2 separate regions of the Homo sapiens genome follow, and region 1 is linked to region 2. The links are chromatin contacts, found by Hi-C or POLR2A ChIA-PET in ENCODE. All regions are on one chromosome and are shown on one strand. The core of a region is the stretch at or near the end of the contact, and the rest is flanking DNA. Distances in the headings are between cores, read along the strand shown. Region 1 has its middle 60 kb from the start of FHDC1. Region 2 overlaps ARFIP1 (ARF interacting protein 1).

Region 1 (2,700 bases), core at 21-2,520, 150 kb before region 2:
GTGTACACCAGTAGTCCCAGCTACTGGGGAGGCTGAGGTGGAAGGATTACCTGAGCCCAGGGAGGTTGAGGCTGCAGTGAGCCATGATCAACCACTGCACTCCAGCCTGGGCAAGAGAGCAAGACCCCATCTCACAAAATAAATAATATTTGAGAATCCAAAATAACTGCTGTCCCCACATCCTCTCTCACTCCCTCTATATTCTCTCTCTTCCTATTTTACCTGGGCTGTAGGTAGACCCAGGAATTCAAAACTCTGGCTTAAATCATAGCAAAATGGTCTAATTCAAAGATGTGGAAGAAAGTCTAGGCTTCAAACTTTTAGACCCTGCAGGAATGAGGTCAAATGTTTTATTGACCGAAGGGACAAATAGTTCACTGGGTTTCATGGACACAAATTGCCCCACCAGTCCCAGACAACCGCCTTCTTTTTTCCTACCCACTTTCCCAGGCCTTTTCTCTCCAGAGACTCAGGCCCAGATTTTTCATCTAAATGACACGGCCTCCCGCCACAGCAGGCAGTGCACTAGCAACATGTGATAAGGTGGAGCTTCCCAAGCTTTGTGCTGTATCCGAATCCTCCTGGGCAGCTTTCGCTAGGATTTGTACCCCACTGAGCCTCCTAGGGGGTCTTCCTGCAGCCCAGGTAGGGTAGGAAGTGAGGGAGGACAGAAGGAAGGGCTGAAGGAGGCCAGGAAGGAAGGGAGGTCACCAGAGTGCCACAGGGTGAACTTTCTGGAAACACCAACTGAATTTGTTCTATTTTTATTTAAAAAACATAAGCTTCCCAGCGGTTTTGACATGTCCCTAACCAGACGTCCACAGCTATGTGTCACTCTAACCAAGCTGGGCTGAAAAATCCCCCCAATTTCTGTTCCCACAGGAGGGTAGAGAAAGTGGCCCTCCTTCCGGAAGGGCACGGAGCTGCCAGAGGGGCCCAGGAAGGAAGCAAGTATGGCCAGCGTTGAAACGGCCTCAGAGGCCAATTTTTGGCATCATTTCTAAGCATAGGGAGCTCACTTCTGCCAGGAAGCTGGCTGTAGCCTGGGGTTTTCCTGCTCAGACAAGGCTGTGCTGAGGACAGATTCCAGGGCCCTTGGAGAGAGCCTGGCAGCACTGCCTAGGGGAAGGAGGACTGCCGAGGCTGCACCTGCGTTCAACTTGGCCACCTGGCCATGGATCTGAGGTCAGGGGACAAAAGAGGGATTCAGAGGAAACAAACAAACAAACCGAGCTGTTGGGGATAGGGGGCCCGTGGGAGGAGGAGGAGAAGAGAGACCTGAGGCACTGGTAACCCCGAACACTTTCCCAGAGAGCAGCAGAGCCTGAAAGTCCAGTTTGGTGAATGGGTGGAGAGGAGAAGAAAATTTCTCTTCAGCAAAGTCAACGTTGAAGTAAGCAGAAAGATAATTATTTCTCCCTCAGGTAATGCGGCTTCCTCAGTATGGTGTAGTCAAGATGGCCCTACTAATTTCAGAGGCTGCGTTTAGGTTTCCATTTCAGGAGAGGGGAAAGAAGAGGCTCCCCTGTCATGGCCGGTGAGCACAAGAACAAAGCGAAGCCATCCTCCCCATGTGTGGGTGTCCCATGGAAGTGCTCTGCCAGACAGCTGCGCCTGCCCCCTGGCTGGGCCACATCCTCTCTGTCCTGAGGATGGGGACAGCCATGCAACCTGGATAACCTTTCCCAGGGTCTAAGTGGGCAGGACATGTCTTCCGTCTTCCAGGCAAGGCTGACAGTCGGCCCCGTGGCCTTTTCTCCTTTTTGGAAAACAACTTGCTGATGGTTGCTTGCTTTACGAGACTGGGGACCCCTATTCCACAGGGGAGGCACTTCTCTGGCTCAGAAGGGCTCTCTCACTCTTTGCCCCGGTGACACCCTATTCACTGGGACTGCAGATCCTCAGTTCTCTGGACACCCAGGGCTACACATTTCTATAGCTTTCCATGAATGTGTGTGAAGCAGTGACCCTGGGCTTCCAAGGCTGCCCACCCCGTCTCCACTCAGATGGCCCCAGGTGCCCAGGGCCACGCCTCCTCCCTCTGCTCCTGCTGCCCATCTCCCTTCACCACAGCTGCCGGGGACAGAGCTTCAGCTTCTGTCACCTCTACCAACGTCATAGCCTCACAATCCCTGCCTGCCCTCAGAGTCTTTCCTCACCAGAAACCTCCAGAGGATCTTCTCAAGTGCAAATGTGTTCTTTCCCCCTCTGTTCTTTGATGAATTATTGCCCCCAGGATATGCTCTGCCTCCCTCCCTTCCCCCTGCAGCCTCACCTCCCTGCGCCCCAGCCCATCACCACCCAGCCTCTGGGCCTCAGCCTCCTGCTCCAGAAACTCAGGACCCTCACGCCACCTGAAGGCGCTGTGCTGTCCTCACTCAGACCTCCACATGGTGGCCCTGGCTCAGATGGCTCTTCACCGCTGCCCTCCTGACAGAATTCAGCCCCAAGAGTCCCCCTCCTCAATGCTGCCCGAGTTAACCAGCACTTCTTCTCTGCCTCCAGTGTCCCAGGTGACGACATTGTCATTAAAAAAAAAACTCTTCTTTACGCATCGCAATGACTTATTTTCACAACCCCCTCCCCCACTGGACAGTGATTCTTGAGAGTTTCGGAAGCCCACATGCTACCACAGGGTTATCACATAATTGATGCTCAATGAAAGAGAGAGGAAAGAAGAGAGAGGGAAGAGGAAGGCAC
Region 2 (2,793 bases), core at 125-2,624:
TATGACATTAAAAACATAAGTTTAGAACTTAAAATTTAGCATGGTAATACTTTTGAACTGTAGTGTAAAACCAACACATGAAGAACACAAAATGTTCAGTAAATTTGTTTTAAAATATATATCCTTGAGAATGTCCTAAGTCTCACTCCTCTTTTGCCCTTGATGACTGAACTTGTTTCCCATGTCTCTAGTACTGTCAGTCCCGCAATCAATTCTTCAAACTAGACAGAGACAGTTTTCTAAAATGTGAACCCAACTGAGACACTCCCATTTTTATAGCATTTAGTGGCTCTCCATTGCCTTTTAGGTAAAGACTAAACTCTTCAATATGGTTTTCAAGGTTTTGCAGGATCTACTATCTACTTATCTCTCTAGCCTCATTTCTCACACACCTGCCCTCACATTCTCCATTCCAACAACATGAATTTCCAGTTCTATGGTCTCACACTTCCTTCGGGTTGTTACAGTTGCTTCTGATGAGAATATTTTTCACCCTTTATCTGGCTAGGTCATCCTTCAGACCTCAGCTTATATAGTAATCACTCAGGTAATCTTTCCATGCTCCCACCAGTACTCAGACCATGCTATACTTGGCCTAGCACAACATTTTTCACATGGTATTAAAATTAATTTGTCTATATCCTCTCTTCCCATTCCGAAGACCATATGCTAAGATCAGGAAGCTTATCTATCTTGTTCACCACTTGTATTCTTGACATCTAGCAGAGTGTCTATTACTTCATTTGGCAAGAAATTTTCTCAGTAACATCTCATGCTTCAAAAGGGACAAAACCTTCCAAAGCATCTACATAATAAATTTTTTAAAGAAACAAACTAAAACACTTATGTTAAATGTTTGATGAATTCTGTTAATTTAAAATCTCCTTTGTTAGTTTAACAGTTAGCTGTCTATAAAAAGTATCTGCCAGAAGCAAAGCTATTATTACAACAGCCTCCACATCCCCAGTTCTGTAACACTATTAACCCCCCTTAAGTGGCCTCTCTGCTTCTCCACAATTATCTTGAGTTTTATAAAACTGATTATCTTCCAACATTCTACTTATCAATATTCTATTGTTAGAAGGCAGGGTCAGCATTTTCTAAACTCTCTATTGGTACTTCTAAACAACCAGTTCTCAAACCTTAATTTCAGTAGGAATCACCTGAGGATCCTGTTAAAAATGCAGATTGCTCTTAGCTGTGTGGTGATTCTCACTGAGTTGGAATGTGAAGCCCAGAAATCCGAATTTCAAAACAAGGAAATCAGGTGATTCTGATGCAGGCGATCCTTAGTCTATTTTGAGGAACTGTTGTAGAGAACTGCTTTCCATTCTTGTGCAACTCTGCCCCTACCCAACCCCCCCGTTTCCTGTGTGTCACCTTCCTCACTGCCCTCGTCCCCACCTCAACATTGTCATCTACCTTCTTTCCAGTCAATTTCAAATATTTATTGAAGACTTTGGCACATCTAGGGCTTCTGCTTTATCCCTAACTCTCACCATTAAACTGGGTGTTTCTAACCTTTTGCATGTTGGTGGGCACATTTTCAGGAAATGATTATAGATGTTCAGTTAGCAATTCCTTCCAAGCTGATATATTCGCTGTCTAGGCTGAAAGTTTTCACCGATCATTAAAAATACAGTCCACTAATGTTATGGTAGGTAGTAAGTTGCTATATTTTAAAATATAAATTGTAAAACACTTAAAATCTGTTCCATGAGCCTGCCTACCTATGCTGATGCAGAATGACAGGGGATAGTAATAATGATATGTAAAGGTATGTGATTTTATTTTCCCTCCGTATACTTGCAGAAATGCGTAAAATTGGTAATCTGGATCAGGTTTGGGAATCTGTAGTTGGACAACATGCCAAAAAAGTGTCAGGGCAGATAAAAGACATTTTAGACTTAGTATAACCCAATCTACACCTTAGTCTCAGATTTCATTAACATCTTCATTTCTAATGCCTTTCATCTTTCATACCCCATATTCCACTCAGGCAACCTAAACTCAAATTGCCACTCTTAGACCTTGTCATCACTTCGGAAGCAACACTTCTAGATTCTCACTTTAAATAAGTTTAATAACTCACTTTATGATCACAATATCCTCCTGTATCTTATTCCATCTAATCAAGAGAGTAAATCTAACATTTTTATTGATTTTTTTCCATTTACCACCATACACACACACACCTGCCTGCCACAGACACACAATTTCAATCTTCTTTTCTCCCTCTCTCCCATTCATTCAACAATATTTAACAAGAACTTACAAGTACCTTTTGGTGGTTCACTGCCTACCCTCTTGGCCTCACCCACTTAGTCTAGATTCTAAGTAGTTCAAAAGCTTGAATCATGTACCAACTTGCATCAAAGAAATACTGAATTCATTCACATACTATCACTGTGGAAATATTTATATGTATCTACATTCAAAATAATTCCTTCAAAAAATTTAAAAACGACATATTCCTAATAGCTTTTGTTTATAAATAACGACACACTCTCAGATTATAATTTAAGACAGATAAGCCTTCAACCTTTCATTATGAATTGTATTTTCAACAAAATTCCTCCAAGAAATAAAAAAAAACATATTACTAATAGCTTTTGTTTATAAATAAGGGCACACTCTCAGATTATAATTAAGACAGATAAGCCTTCAACCTTTCATTATGAATTGTATTTTCAACAGGACTCTCAATCCAGAATTAATTTAATGTATGTGTATATTAAAAATATACTTAAAATTTTAATTTGTAGTAATAGTATTAAAAGTATAGCCTATAGC

Evidence for each region. A loop is a pair of places that touch in the nucleus more often than their neighbours do. ChIA-PET counts read pairs that join two places held with the same protein, here RNA polymerase II (POLR2A). Pooled maps may share reads with other maps.
Region 1: a map of mammary epithelial cell shows a loop between it and region 2 (2.5-fold over the local background). The contact joins two enhancer-like sites. A Hi-C loop is called at or near these places in 2 of 168 maps with a recorded cell type or tissue (PC-9 and mammary epithelial cell) and 4 of 50 pooled maps. POLR2A ChIA-PET finds 5 or more read pairs at or near these places in 3 of 52 experiments (WTC11, activated CD4-positive, alpha-beta T cell and activated T-cell).

The regions. Positions count from the first base shown.
Region 1 is chr4:152,994,786-152,997,485 of GRCh38, reverse strand. No RefSeq gene overlaps it. Among named protein-coding and RNA genes, the nearest start is that of FHDC1, 60 kb to the right of the region's middle. Within about 2 kb of position 1,270, at least 5 of the 41 ENCODE cell types and tissues checked have a DNase peak (open chromatin) inside an H3K27ac peak, as active enhancers do; they include PC-9, where a contact is called at or near this core.
Region 2 is chr4:152,849,077-152,851,869 of GRCh38, reverse strand. All of the region lies in intron 2 of ARFIP1 (ARF interacting protein 1), which reads right to left. Among named protein-coding and RNA genes, the nearest start is that of ARFIP1, 71 kb to the right of the region's middle. RefSeq lists enhancers at 614-1,272, 1,159-1,453. Within about 2 kb of position 1,374, at least 11 of the 41 ENCODE cell types and tissues checked have a DNase peak (open chromatin) inside an H3K27ac peak, as active enhancers do; they include PC-9, where a contact is called at or near this core.